2 separate regions of the Homo sapiens genome follow, and region 1 is linked to region 2. The links are chromatin loops, found by intact Hi-C in ENCODE. Cell type or tissue: Caco-2. All regions are shown on one strand.

Region 1 (8,000 bases), 160 kb after region 2:
ATTATGTCCTTGGAATACAGCAACACTGTTGATGATGATGATGTCTTTATATCCCAGTGCACAGAGTAGGTAATCAATACATGTTTCTTGAATTGCATTGAATTTCCCCATGTTGTCTGCTTGATGGAGCCCAATTGCTTCTAAAGAACACGACATTTGAGCAAAATCTTTATAAAGATCTGATGTCTTCCCCTGACTGCTGCTTGGCGATCCCACAGATCTTTGGACATCTCGCCATTAGCTCTTGTCCCACCAGCCTATAATTATTTGTATATGCCACCCTTTGAAGCTTGCAGCTGGCCACATCAGGGAGAATAAAATCGGCCATTCATAAAACAGTGACCTTGTTCTTCTTTGCATCTCCAAAGTCAGGCATATAATAGGAAAACAATAAATGCTTGCTCCTGGAATGCACTGAAGGCATCTATAACCACTAACTGAGCCCAAAGTGTGTGGTGTGCCTTCGAAAGGGAGGAGACAGTGGTTATATCAGATTCTTTCTCAACCTTCAAGGCTCCATTCAAATCTCACATCTGGCACAAAGCACTACGGAGTCCAATCCACACTGATTCTTCTCTTTTTTTTTTTTTTTTCCCCAAAATAGAGTCTTGCTCTGTTGCCCAGGCTAGAGTACAGTGGCACGATCTCGGCTCACTGCAACCTCCACCTCCCATGTTCAAGCAATTCTGCTTCAGTCTCTCGAGTAGTTGGGATTACAGGCATCCGCCACCACTCCCAGCTAATTTTTGTATTTTTTTGTAGGGATGAGGTTTCACCATGTTGGCCAGGCTGGTCTCGAACTCCTGACCTCAAGTGATCCACCCACCTCGGCCTCCCAAAGTGCTCGGATTACAGGCATGAGCCCCCGTGCCCAGCCTGATCTTTCTCTTTTTCAGTCCTTATAACAAATTAAATATAGTCATTCCAAGGTGTGTGTTAGTCCTCTTTCCTCAGACACCCTATAAATTTATGAAGGGAAGAGAAACTAATTTTAAATGATTTTGCACAGTACCAAAGCATGTCACAGGCAGGAAATGAGTATTTGATTGCTTGATTTAGTTCTATGTCCAGTGTGTACTTGTCCAGAATTACCTGATGAACCCTAACTTGACGAGAAGAAAGGCACATTGGATATGCACAGAGCAGATCCAGATTCTGGTACCCCTGGGGGTGTGAATGAACAGAGGTGTTCTTGCCGGCCTCCATAATAGTGTCTCTCTTTGGCCAGCACCTCATTTTTGTAACCAAAACCAGTATACAAACACCAGCATTTTACACAAACTAAAAAATAGCTCCCAACCATCTATTCATGGCATTATTAACCAACAGTAAATTCCACTTGGAGATTATTTCCTCTAATTAGATGGACTGAGAAGTGATCCCAAGTCCCCCAGAAAGAGACTACAGGCAACTGCAACCTCCCCTGTGATTAGATACACCATCAAGGAAATGATTCAATCCCAAGCCACTGAGAGCTGCCTGCTCTCATTAAGAAAGAGCTTCAGGCCGGGCGCAGTGGCTCACGCTGTAATCCCAGCACTTTGGGAGGCCGAGGCAGGTGGATCACAAAGTCAGGAGTTCAAGACCAGCCTGACCAAGATGGTGAAACCCTGTCCCTACTAAAAATACAAAAATTAGCCGGGTGTGGTAGCAGGCGCCTGTAATCCCAGCTATTGGGGAGGCTGAGGCAGAGAACTGCGTGAAGCCGGGAGGCAGAGGTTGCAGTGAGCCGAGACGGCACCACTGTACTCCAGCCTGGGCAACAGAGCAAGACTCCGTTCTCCCACCCCTCCCCCCAGAAAAAGAGCTACACACTTGACATGTTCAAGCCTGTTAGCTGGACACCTCTTTCCTTCACAAACTCTGTGCGTTTCCCTTTCATATACCAGGAATTCTCAGGGACCATCATTATCACCATCATAACAAGCCTCCACAGTCATAGAATATCTTCTCACTTTTTGAAATGCTTTCACACCTAACTACCTCATTTAATACTTACAGACACCCTCAAGACAGGTAGACAAGATGGACTGTCTCACTGCACGTTAGTGCAAACATCAGAGAAACTGGCCTAAGGCCACAGCCAATGAACAGATGAAGGAGGCCTACAACCACCTAGCCTCCCCTGCCTCCACCTTCCTTCTCCCCTCTTCCGTCCTTACTTCACCACTGACCAATGGATTGCAATGTAGTTGCTCCGTGTCTTACTATGGGGTGCCAGGAAAGACAGCTTCTTTGAAAGAGAGCACCCCATATTTACTAAAAGATCAAGTGTCCCTGCAGAAAACGCTGCCACTCACAACCCTAGTCTTAACTGATGTGTTTCACCATATTGAAGGCAAGTTGCCATCTAACATGGTTGACCGGGAGCCAATTGTGGTGTTCTCATCTTTGTTCATGCTGTCAATGTGACATATGAAAGAAATATGAACAAAGTGACAGGAGGAAAACAAAGCCCTTGGCTGGTGTGAGATACACAGACGGGGTGTTAGCCGCACACACACTGCAACTGGGTCAAGTTAACACCTTGTTTTTCCCCACATATGCGGTGTGGAAAAGCTATTTGTAAAATGTGTTTAAATATTTAGGACCAAATAAGTCAAGATTGTTGGGAAACATTGACTCTGACCGGAACTCATTTACTTGCCCTAGTCCAACGTGAATAACAAAACTGAGAATATCAGGACAATTCAAGACCGGGAACAGTACAGATGTTCAACACTTTCACCCGGAATTCCCACACAGGCCTGCTTTCAGCCTCCACACCGGCTGGTGACCCAGCAGGAACAGTACGAAGACAAGAATCTCAGAAGAGCAGCCTTGTGAAAAATCTTTAGGGCCAAGGGAACAAAACAAATCTTCTAGAAGTTACCTGACTCTGCAATTCACTTTGCTGCTTCAGGCGAAGATTTTCAGGTGTATCTGCCACCGTGGTGAAGGACTGCTTCGGGTAGTGTCTGTGGGGAAATTTTTTAAAAGGACATAATTAAAATATTGTGCTACAAAACAACACTTTCACACCCATTGTTTTGCACATCCCCCCTTTTCCCAACCCCATCACAGTGGAAGAGGGACCTGAGCTTGGCTAAGGTCATCTCTCTGTCATTATTCCAGACCTCATCCCATTCTCATGGCTCTGTCGCCCAGACATCCTCACTCTCTCCCACAGCTTAACCTTGACTTCTCTTTTCTAAGCGCATCTTCACCCATGCTCAAGGTTCTCCTAACCTCCACCGTTCCTGCACCCCACACACCCTTCCAGCATGTGTGCCAAATCATCCATCCTCCAACCAAACTTCCTGACAAAGAAGCCTCACCTCACAGTGCCTGCCCATCTCCTCTCCGACTCATTCCCCAACTCTATGACTGGCTTCTGGCTTCCGTTTCTAGAAGTTTCTCTTGCCCGTTATAATGACTTTCTGTGGACACAACCAACAGACATCTTGTAGTCCTCCTCTTGGGCGGCCTCCCTCCATCTTGAAATGTCGTCTCCCCGGGTTTACACACACCCCTGGCTCAGCTGCTCCCTCTAGTGGTTCCTTCCCTGTCTCCTGCAGGCTCCCCTAAGTCTGTGTATCTCCCCACTCAAGGTCCTCACCTGGGATCTCTTCTCTTCTCAGTCTACACCATCACCTGGGGATCACATCATTCCCACAGCTTTGGGGCCTCTCTGTGAGCTGACTACTCCGAAGTCTGAGTTTCAGATCCAATAGCATTTCCATTTGCAGATTCCATACCCAGCACAACTCCACCAGTCCAAAACACAGCTGTTCATCACCCCACCCCTCCATAACACAAGTTCCTCCCCTGGATCTTCTTTTTCATTTATTATATTAGTGCCCCGTAGCCCAAGTCAGAAAGCTGGGAGTAATCTAGATTCCTCACACATCCAATCACTCGTTCACCAAATCTATTGATCTTGTCTGCAAATATATCTCAACTATTTACTTATATAAATGTATATATGTGTATATGTCTCCATCTTGACTCCATTTTTTAATTGTCGGCCACATTTATCGTTTAGGTGACTACAGCACTAGCCAGTCTTGCCCTTCCCATCTGAGAACAAATGTTCTCAAATGCAAATCTGATCACGTCACTCCCCTGAGTAAAACCTTTCAACGGCTTCCAGTTGATCTTGGAATAAAGTCTGGCCTCCTGTCTGCCAAGGCCCCCATGGCCAGGCCTCTGCAGACTTCTCACTGTGAAAACTGCATGCTCTTGCTGCAGGGATCACTTCAGTCCCCTGAGTTCCCCCTTCTCGTTCCCACTGCTCCCCTGACACGTTATTCCCCTTTCCTGGAAAACCCATCCCTCTTCCCATCCTACTGCCCATTTTTTATAAACTGTGTTTATTTTTCAGGTCTTGCCTTAGATGTCACTTTCTCCAGGAAGCTCTCCTGGCCTCCCAAGTTTGGGTCAGGAATGGCCCCTGGATGGACTTTTCTGCCCCTGTGCTAATGCTTATCTTGCTCATGGCTTTTCCTATTGGCAGGCCTCTGCCTCACAGTACAACGAAAGTTCTGTGGTAGCAATAGTGGGCTGTCTTGTGCCTTGCTGGGGTGCATTCCTGCCTATATCGCTAGCACCTGCTAGTGTCTGCCTCTTAGTGTGACCTCAGTAAATACTTGTGGACAGAAGAAACGAAGGGATGGAGGGAGCAGAACAACCACACAAGGAGCCCATGCCTTGGCTACAGTCAAACTTCAGCGTGTCCTATAAGGCATGTCGTCGCATTTGTGCAAACATTCAGCGGCCTCTTATGTTCACAGATGACTCCCCTGGTGGTGAGGAGATGGCATTTCCTCCCTGTGTGCAGGTAAAGACTCAAACACTGATTCAGAGCTGCTGTCCCATCTACTCACTGCTCCCATGTTCGGCTGGCGCTGAGGAGACACCTTTAGCTGCTGTGACCCCATGGTCACAAAAGCCACAGAGCTCAGAGCTGCTCCTCAAAGAACATCCTCCCTGTTTGCTTCTTTCTAGCCCCTCTCCTTTCTGGTATCCACGTGTGTCTCTTCCTGTGGCTTCTCTAACATCCTCACTGTTTCAAACTCGACTCTCCTGGTAAAAGTTTCTTTTCAGCATCCCTGTCCCTGGCGTCCCATGAGAAGGCTGATGCAGTAATCATTTGTCGGTGCAGATAAAGCCTACCCAAAGCACGCTAGCACTTGCGAAATAAAGATTAAATATTGTAGCTCCCACGGAGTCAGATTCGTGGTAGGAAAATGTACATGCAATTCTCATTTTTCCAGCATTCTTCAGGAATTTAATGTCCCATATAAGCCAATGTTCCAGGTAATTGGAGTTAACCCCATAACTGCTGGACTCATTTTAACTATTTTAATTAACATCCTTCAAAACCCTTTACACAATTTTCCTGCCTTCTTAGAGTATAAACGAATCTAGTTATATTTTTTCCTGATAATGTAGGGTCATCTTAATAGATATTATCAGACCATGATACAAAGAAGTCATGCTTTTGAAGTTTGTAAAGGTAAATAACCCAAATCATACAAGATGATTATGCTTGTATAACCGCTGGACTGTCAAGAGATAATTTCTCACACACAGCATTCGGTTCTGCCTCATCTTCTCTAGATAGTCAAGTTGTTTAAAATGTTGGTAAATACCAGAGTTATTGATTCAAACGAGTAAGGTGTAGCAGGTAAGGTCTTTTGCTCTCCTTATGCTGAAGTCAGACAAAATGTTGGCCACACTCTTCCAGGGGCTACTTCTGAACTATGTTCCAGACAATAGACAGAGGAAGTTAGGCAGACAACTCTGGTGTGTTATGTAATATTTGCAAGTTCCAACTTGGGAAGTTGAACTTTACTGAACTTTAAAATGTAGCAACTACGTATGGCTGTATTTTAAAGCTATAGTAACAACTGAGCATGTTTTCTTGTGTTTTGTTTTTCAAAATGTATTCTGTGGGATAAAGTTGCCACTGAGATTTTCAGGTCTCTACAATGATTAATTTGAAAATTTTACATATGGATTTTAACCATTTTTTAAACTGTAATTAGAATCCACTGTCAAATGTGTTACAGAAAGTTTAGCCCGTTGAGAGATCCCCTTCATACTAACTTGCAGGTTCACTCAGTTTGGGGGCATGCTTTGGGGAACAACCTTCTTCTGCCATTTACCTTTAATTTAAAATTCTGGGCCAGGCACAGTGGCTTACCCCTGTAATGCCAGCACTTTGGGAGGACGAGGCAGGTGGATCACTTGAGGTCAGGAGTTCGAGACCAGCCTGGCCAACATGGTGAAACCCAGTCTCTACTAAAAATACAAAAAAATAGCCAGGCATGGTGGCGCACACCTGTAATCCCAGCTACTTGGGAGGCTGAGGCAGGAGAATCGCTGGAACCCAGGAGGCGGAGGTTGCAGTGAGCCGAGATTGTGCCACTGCACTCCAGCCTGGGAGACAGAGTGAGACTCCATCTCAAAAATAAATAAATAAATAAATAAATAAAATAAAGTAAAATTCTGCTTAATTATTTAATTAAAGAGTATCCTGAGATTGAAAAGTGAACTGTTAGAGGAGAGTGCAATTTGTGTCTCTTCACTATGTGTGCACAAATTTCCTCCATGCAAGACAAAAATGAATTCTATTTGGATAGTAATGAACTTCACTTGCTGCCCATACCACTAAGTTTGAAGTATCATTTCAGGAAAATAATTGAATTGTTCTCACCATTTGACTTTGCAACATGAAAGGGTGATAGAACTTATAAAATATATGCATATAAATAAAACACTACTTTGATAAGTTTGGTATGAGCATCAAAGTTCTATTTGGAAAAAGTGTTACTCTGGGGAAAAAAAAAAAAAACATTGAAAAGCTTCTACTGTCTTTTAGAAAAATATTCTGCTAATCTCATGACCAAAGTGCAAACTTACTAGCATACTATGCAATGTATACTGATATCTAGGACTAGAAACATATAACAATGCTTTGTACTTTTTCCAATTATCTTTTTAAATCCTAAGATTTAATGATTTTTTAATAGTGGGTTAATCAGTATGTAGCATAACTTTCTCTAAAGATGCATAACAGGAAGAAACTATCCAAAATCTTGATGTAGGAGAGAAAAAGTTCAATTTAGTATTAGTAACGAAAATAATAAATGCTGAGGGAAAGAAGGAATTTATACCTGAAACTACCAGGGATCATGAGAACTAAAATGAATTAAAACCTGAGGATTGGGGGATTCACATTATATTCAGAGCTAGCAAAATGCAAGAGAATAAGATCTTCCAAAAAAAAAAAAAGAAGGCTTAACTATTGAGAAAGAGTGGGATGGCCTCATGAGTTGAGACCATAAGACTCAGAAGAAATAAGTGTAATTATAGAGATGGCAACTCATACTGCCTTATACTGAAAATGAAAATTACAATATCTGTAGGAACCTAATTAATTTCAAACTCAACACATCTGAAAATCCCATCAAACACTGGATTTCTCAACATCATGTCCATGTAGTAATGTCCATCTAATCTAATCCGACAACATTCTGCTCTGAAGTCACAATCTCAACTTCCACTCACCCACCACTCCACCTCTCCAGCAAAAAAAGAAAAAGAAAAGAAAACCAGATAAGATAAGAAATAAACTGAGGGGCTGGTGGTCCTCATACGATTATAGAAGAGAGAAGTCAAGCATCTAACACGAATCGGTAGCACCATACAATTAATTCTAAAGCCCTTTCCAAACACTGCATTCAAAAGATTGTGAAAGGTCTTCCTAAAAAATTGTCTTGAATAGAAATCTTAAGGAAAACAGAAGATTTCTCCACCAGGCCTAGAGGAAGAATAACACTTTTTTCCTCCTCCATATTGGAGTAAGAATGTAGGAAGAAGACACAGGGCATGAGAAATGGATGTTCAAAGAGAATCAGGAAACAAAAAAAAAAGGAGGAATGGATGAATTGACACATTCATAAGTTTCATGGAAAACAAAACATAATTGTGGAAATATGACATGTAACGCATTC
Region 2 (8,000 bases):
TATAAATTTTGGCTCCTCTAATGTTTTTTTAAAAAAGCCTTTTTTTGGCTAGGCGCGGTGGCTCACACCTGTAATCCCAGCACTCTGGGAGGCAGAGACAGGCGGATCATGAGGTCAAGAGATCTAGACCATCCCTGGCCAACATGGTCAAACTCTATCTCTACTACAAATACGAAATTAGCTGGGAGTGGTGGGGTGCACCTAGTAGTAGTAGTCCCAGCTACTCAGGAGGCTGAGGCAGGAGAATCGCTTGAACCTGGGAGCGGAGGTTGCAGTGAGCTGAGATCGTGCCACTGCACTCCATCCTGGAGACAGAGCGAGAGTCCGTCTTAAAAAAAAAAAAAAAGTGTTTTTTTTTTAACCAGTTAAAATCTGGAAAGAAAGATAATAATACAGACTTTATAATTTGATTAGAAGTTATCTTGTAATATGTATTTATAAAATAATCATGAATGTAACAAGCTACAACATAGTCCATTACTGAGTTAAAATCCACAACAAATACATATAAATATATGTAAAATAATGAATATATACTGAAAAATTCAGTAAATATTGTTCCCAACACAATTATCGATTTTAGTTACAAAGAATTTCAGAAACTCCTATTTAAGAAAACAAAACAAAACAAAAAAAAAACGAAGGAAAACTTAATTGAATTAAGATCTGCAAAAGAACTTCGAATGCGTGTCTTTCCTTATATAACAGTCTCTGCTACCTCCTAGTGGGAGATACACGGAGTAACACAAAATATATATTTCTTAATTTATGTAAAGTTGTGAAAGAAACTCAACACTACCAGAGGTCCATTTTCCAGGGGAAAATGTTTTCCAAAACTTTAATTAGAATGATTTTACACAGTAATTAAGGCACTCATATCACTCTTTAGAGTTTGGGTTAAAATAAAAGTAACTCTGATGTTGCTAAAGACATCTAGGGGTCTTTAAAACAATAGCTACTGTGACAAATGGATAATTTTGGCAGAATATCTCTTATTGAGCAATCTTATTCAATCTTTTAATTTATAAATCAACACAACTCCAATTTTTTACATTAAAATGTTAAAGTAGGCTATTCTTTGTTTCTTCACAAATGCTAGATAAAGGAGGCCATTCTAATATACAATAAAGTTGAGCAAATGTATACAGCTTTATACAATGTACACAACTTTGTAAGGAGACACTTCAAAAGGAACACATTTTTAAGTCTTTCTCTCCCAGGAAGTAGTCAATCACAATTTGTCTATGGGGAAAAAGAAATCTGTCCTCTAGGCAAAAGCACCACCTAAATGAAGATCTAAACTTTATATATGATACATGAAATAAGTAACGTATGACTTTGCTGTGTTTTCTCTGTTGAAGAGATGATAGAAACAATTTATATTAGACTGCGATTTTTTTCTCTGTTATTATAAAATAAAGGTCAACGTTCTTGAAAAGCAATATTGCATAGGAGTGGCACGCTTTCTTCCAGCCACCAAATGTTGAAATTACCACCATGATATTTTTATTGGCTTATTTACACATGAATCCCCATGTCCCTAGGAAATTGAATTTAAGTATGGCTAGAGAAAGGTCAAGGGCAAATGCCACTGCCATGATGAAAACTGGATGCCAAAGAATGAATGTGAAGAAAGCAGGGGGCTCAGGGAATAGAAATATATCAATTTTAGAAGCATATCTATGAGTCGTGGAGAAAAAAGACAGAAATAGAGACACTCAAGGAATAGAGGAATGTAAAAAGAGGTGTGGGAATGAAGACTGAAGTGCAAGCCAGCATGATGTAAGTGTCCTGGAACTGACTGCCAATTCTGGGCCCTCCAGATATTCCTCTAACCTCCATTCCCTGTTCAATAGCCTGGGAACATTAATGTACTGCTTTTCATCCAAGGACCAATGATTAAAAAAATAAATAAATTTATTTTTATTTTATTTTATTCTATGTATTTATTTATTTTTTAGACAGAGTCTCACTCTTGCCTAGGCTGGAGCACATTGGTGCCATCTCAGCTCACAGCAACCTCCCAAGTTTAAATGATTCTCCTGCCTCAGTCTCCTGAGTAGCTGGGATTATAGATGCCCACCACCACGCCTAGCTAATTTTTGTATTTTTAGTAGAGACGAGGTTTCACCATGTTGGCCAGGCTAGCCTTGAACTTCTGACCTCAGGTGATCCACCCGCCTCCCACAGTGCTGGGATTACAGGCATGAAACACCATGCCCAGCCAGAAAAAAATAAACTTTTAAAAACTCTGTATGAATTATTTGCATGCATAATACCATTAAGGAAGGAAGACAGTGGCAGTGATATTCCAGAAAGGAGGCTTACAAAATAATAAACATACATTTCAAAACACTGAAGCCAAGTATAGATTATTTCTAAAATTGACCTGAAGCTGTATCTCCTTATTTAACTGTCTGGAAACTAAGTTTTGCCTATAGATTTCTAAGTCTAGGCCCATCAACTGAAGACAACTATCTTCATTTTTTCTCATGTCTTCCCCAACATATATTTCTGCATCTAATCTATGCCTGGCCCAAAGCAGATATTCAATAAATTATGATTAATTTTGAGCAAGTGAGTGAGAAAGTGATTATTAAAATAGGTATGGAAATAACTTATGGTCAAATAAGAGCTCATTGCCACCATGAGATGTACAAAATGGAGCCAAATGTGTCTTAGGGCTGTCAGTTACGAGAGCTAGCGAAGTCAGGGTCCTGATGTGCTATGGGTTGAAACAGCATTCAGCGTAGTGAGAGTCCTGCAGGACTGACCACGTGGGCAGTGCACCCAGATATTTTCATCAAGACATGAAGAACTCACCTTTCTCTTCTGGTTGCCTTGACCGAGAACATGGAAACCATGACAAGACTAAAAGCGATGTGTCAATGCAGTATAAATGCTGTTAGGAATTATTTGCAGAGAAAATACAGTTTAGACTAAGACAATTTTTCATGCTACTGAAGGCGTACTAAATACAAGACACTCTGGTCTGGCCTGCATAAAGTAAAATATCCCTGACTTGAGAGCCTGAACTTCAAGTGGCTTTAATCTAACACAGATGAAGTAAGGGAAAGAAGAATGATGGAAAGGCCACTGTGCAGACACTTTGAAGTATAGTTGTATGCAGGAGATACTGGAGAGCAAGCAAGAACCTCCTTTGCAAAGTGACAGCTCTGGTGGGATTTCTGCAAGCAGAGGACTGTTTTTCAATGAGTTAGTTAACGAGGGAGGAGTGAGGCACAGGCCTTCTAAGGAAGCAGGTGAGCACATGAACGCTGCAGACATATTGGCTTCTTGGAGCCACAAGGCAACTACGGTTGCCGCTAGATGAACCACTTACGCCGCTGAGCATTTTGCTGGCTTTCAAAACATGGTCTAAAAACAACAAATTTGGGAGATCTGAAACTGGATCATGCATATTTTGAATGTCTTTCTTGTACTTCACCTATGAAAATAACATGGAACAAAATACCATCGAGGAGAAGAAAATATTATGCTTTTGCATTATTGCATTTTTCATACATCATAAAGTAGGACTATTTAGTGGTAAATGGACAGACGAATTTACAAGGAGCCACTAGATGGTGCTGATTTACTACTGAATGAATTTTAAAAAGTTATTTCTATATGGGCTTGAGAATACTTGGATAATTCCTTTTGTTGTTCACATATTCAGGAAGGGTAATGTCAATAGAATAAAGTAATTTTCACAGTAACTCTGCTTTCAAAAAATAAAGAGAATAGCCACTTTATTCTTTAGAAATTACTACAGTATTTCAACTATGCTTTGTGGAGATCTGAGGATTTTGATGTTTCCCATCCTATCACCACAGGCTTTTTTAAAGCAACTTTTTGAAAATATAATACCAGTAATAATAAACCATTGATAGCAAGCATATCACACACTTACTATGTGCCACTTTTCTAAATTCCTTTATATGTATTAAGTATTGAATCTCCACAATAACCTCTTTATTAAGTAGGTACTTTAAGTAGCCCCATTTTATAGATAAGAAAACTGAGGCATAGAAAGACAAAGACATAGTAATACTTGATAAAACAGGATTTAGATCCAAGCAATCTGACTCCAAACCTTTAGCTTTCAGCACTATGTTCCATGTTCCTTTAAGTATATTTCATCTCTATTTCTAAGAAAGCAACAGATCAATAATACATAATTTTTATACTTGAGAAGGAAATCTAAATATTTTCAACTATAGCAAAGTAATCAATTTTTTGATGTTGCTGTTTTTATACTCTAATTCTAACAAGAATTTAAAACATCATTTCTTGTAAAATGAATTTTGATGATTTTTAAAAACACAGAATGAAAACAAATCACATAAGGAAGTACTTCACAGCATTTTCACAAGGGATAAAAAATAAATTGTGAGGCATTACAGTAAAATTTCTAAAAATTTCTTTATATGATAAATTACCATGTACCAGGCAGTACTTTACAATAAACTCAATTTCATAGCCATAATTACATGAGGTAACTACTGTCCTAACCACTAATTTGTGTTAATACAGACCACTTCTCTGCAAAATTCTATAATCTATTTCCACTCTTGAACAGATATAATAACTTCATTTGCAACACTATTCCTACTTATTAACTAATTAGTAATCAGTAACCATTAAAAATTAATTACAATAATATATTTTTCTCAGAAAAAGCTTTAGAAAAATATGCTTCAGTTCAACTACAAATTACTTGGAAGCTAAGTATCAGTAATTACAACACAGTCGATTCTAAAAAAAACAAGAATCAAAAGATTTTGAAAATAATTTTCTATGAATTACAACTTACATTGCTCGCCAGTGTAGCAGCAAGCTGATTCTGCCTAAAAGAAGCACTTTCAAGAGGATTGTAATGATGTTTCTTATCCTTCATTTCATTATCAAATTTTTCTTTGTATTTAATCTGTCATAAAAGAGAAATAGTACATGTAACTTTACATTTAAAAGTAACACATATGATTTTCACGTAGATAAAATAAAAGCTACCTTAAAAATGAATGTTGCCAAGTGTAAATTCCTGGTATCCATCGCCTTCTATAAAGCTTAATTAGGCACAAAAGTTTTTATCTTTAATAAAAAAAACTCTGCTTCTACATTGATCACAAATGCAATTAGGCATGAACTCAAATCCTATTAATGAGAATTATGCACTAAAATACCAACATTTTTAAATGTCAGTTTTCATTTCTGCATTTCTATAATCTATGATCAGTTAGAAACCTAGACCACAAATGTCTTAAGGTCTAACACATTTAGAAAATAGATTCTAGGCCCCAGAATTTAAATATTTTTCCTAAGGGAATTATTCCAAATAAAGAGCATGACGTGTACCACAGTTTTTCTCATCATTTCCTATACTTCATTTGCTCAAAAATTTAGTTTTAGGAATTACATTTTCTGAAATGTCCTGGGTCAACTTAATGTCAATGTAAAACTTTCTCTGCTTTAATTCCACTAAATTCAGCAGGAAAACCATCTCCAATACTCTCTCTAAATTGTTTGTCTCCTTTTAAAGCACTCTTAAAACAACCAAAAAGGGATTATCAACTTATTTGGTAGGACTATATTTTTCTCCATGTATAGAGAAATATGAGAATGCATGTCATAACTAATTAGAATATAAACACAAGTTCACTACAAAAAGAAAAAAAAAAAAAAAAAAAACCTAGCTATTCACATGTCATACCCCCTTTAACTTACTGTAGCCAGGAAAGGGTGTATTGATTTCACAGGTCAAAGTAAGCTGTTTTGTTCTCTCATAATATTTTTCTGATGTTATAATTATTACCATGTTTGGTTTTCTAACAACATTCTGATAATGCACCTTTATTCATACATCTAAAGGCTCTGCTTTGCAGAAGACTTTATTAAAAAGCAATTTGGGATGACTCTCATCAAATATTTTAGGCATGCATAGGGTGATGGTCTCCTTCAGGGACACATGTTTGGAACCTATTAGAGAGAGCTAGAGAAAATCTTGGTGGGAATACAGCATTTGGTAAATATTTTGAGATGGTTTACAGGGAATATTTTCTGTTCTGGTTCCATTTGATAATAAAAAATTTCTGATATTCTCAATACCTTACAAACTGATTTTAAGTAATCAGCAAGAACTCTTTAAAAAAAGAAAAACTGACTTTTTTTATTATTTTGTGTCTTGAAATCAATAACAAAATTACAAATGAAATAAATTTAGATTTCCTTCAGTACTTTATACAGTAGGTGGCACAAAAGCAATGATTCACTCTGCCTGGTCGTCCCTTAAATATATAGTCTTAGAGTCTCACTCTATCACCCAGGCTGGAGTGCAGTGGCACGATCTCAGCTCACTGCAAGCTCCACCTCCCAGGTTCACGCCATTCTCCTGCCTCAGCCTCCCAAGCAGCTGGGACTACAGGTGCTCGCCACCACGCTCAGCTAATTTTTTGTATTTTTAGCAGAGACAGGGTTTCACCATGTTAGCCAGGATGGTCTCGATCTCCTGACCTTCATCTCCTGACCCACCTTGGCCTCCCAAAGTGCTGGGATTACAGGCGTGAGCCACCGCGCCCAGCCACAGTCTTATTGCCCTCTTCACCCTTCTGCTATACTTTTACCATATTTTCGTCACTGGTTCTGTCTCTCCTAAGTTTGTAGTGCCTAAAGGATATTCACTGAACAAAGATGGTGGACTCTTCAACAGCCTTCCGCTGGAATGACACTTCTGACTCAGCCAGATTCATTAACACTGTATTAGCTAAATGGTAAAAGTAGGTTATATGATCTTTGCACACACAGAGCCCATCATACTGTTTTTGCAAACTCTGAGGTTTCCAGCATAATTACACTAGAGTATTTGAAAATGATACTGATAAATTCCTTTGTTATTAAACCTTGCATATGCTCTCCCAAGTAAATGTTACAGACACCCCTTCCTCAACTTATGATGGGGTTGCATCTCAGTAAACCCACCGTAAGTTAAAAATGTAAGTTAAAAATGCACCATATACCCCTAACCTACCAAACATCACAGCTTCGCCTGGCCTACCTTAAACATGCTCAGAACAACTCCCTTAGCCTATAGCTAGGCAAAATCATCTAATAACAAGCCTGTTTTACACACGTTGAACATCTCATATAATTTGTTGAATACTGTAATGAAAGTGAAAGGCAGAATCATTATATGGGTACTTGAAGTATGGTTTCTACTAAATGTGTATCACTTCCACGCCATGGTAAGGTTAAACAGTCTTAAACTGAACCACTAGAAGTCAGGGACCATCTATGCATTTCTAAGAAACAATAATCAATCTGTTATTCATATATTTATATTAAATGTAATAATAAGCATTGTATTGTGAAATTTATCTTGTTTGAACGTTCAGTACAGTGAGTGATTTGATTCAAGATGCCTAAGGAACAAAAACACAAGTTTCCCTCATTAATGAACCACAATAGTAACATAACTACATTATATAAAAAAATGCACGGACCAGACACTGACACCCAATTGTTTCTAACCTCGCTCTTTCTGTAAGGAATGCAGGTAAAATGAACTAAGATCACCAAATGGTTGCAGTGAGTCACATCACTCACCTTCGGACTTGTTCACTCGCCAACTACACAGACACACTCAACATTCTATTGTATTTTCAATCTAGAGTTCATACATCTGTGTGTCTACCTCCTCATGCAGGTTTGCATCTTCTGAGAGATCCAGGAAATGCTTTTCCTTGACTATAACTTGTTATCCAACCATGGAACAAGGCATAACCCTTTCAGTTTTAAGATCATTTGAGAAAGGGAGGAACAGGTATTGGAGTGACTTTGCCATGGTTTTAAGACACAATGTTACTCCTTATACCTACATAATTATTCTGGAAACAAATGAAGTTACTCCATATGACTGGCTTTATTTACATTATGACTAGTGTGCCTAGTGGTCCCAATATTTATCACCTTTTTTTATTAATTTTTTTTATTTTTAATCTCTG

What was found. A loop is a pair of places that touch in the nucleus more often than their neighbours do. Peaks named below come from ENCODE experiments on the same cell type or tissue, not always from the same donor. Only the 100,000 strongest peaks of a DNase experiment are listed, where the experiment ranks them.
Region 1: it touches region 2 in a loop (8-fold over the local background); 9 of 110 quality-filtered maps call a loop at or near these places.

What each region holds. Positions count from the first base shown.
Region 1 is chr10:21,017,245-21,025,244 of GRCh38, forward strand. LOC124902389 (a long non-coding RNA gene) reads right to left here and starts at 1,520. Exons shown (of 2, transcript XR_007062084.1): 1 at 1-1,520. It also overlaps a transcript of NEBL not described here. RefSeq lists an enhancer at 3,388-3,547. In Caco-2, CTCF peaks have their summits at 3,548 (motif pointing left) and 4,760; DNase peaks (open chromatin) are centred at 3,527 and 4,777.
Region 2 is chr10:20,854,897-20,862,896 of GRCh38, forward strand. It overlaps NEBL (nebulette), which reads right to left. Exons shown (of 28, transcript NM_006393.3): 8 at 4,817-4,930; 9 at 3,344-3,448. All of the region lies in intron 2 of LOC102725112 (a long non-coding RNA gene), which reads left to right. Among named protein-coding and RNA genes, the nearest start is that of NEBL, 38 kb to the right of the region's middle. In Caco-2, CTCF peaks have their summits at 709 (motif pointing left) and 3,586 (motif pointing right); no DNase peak of the experiment used is centred here.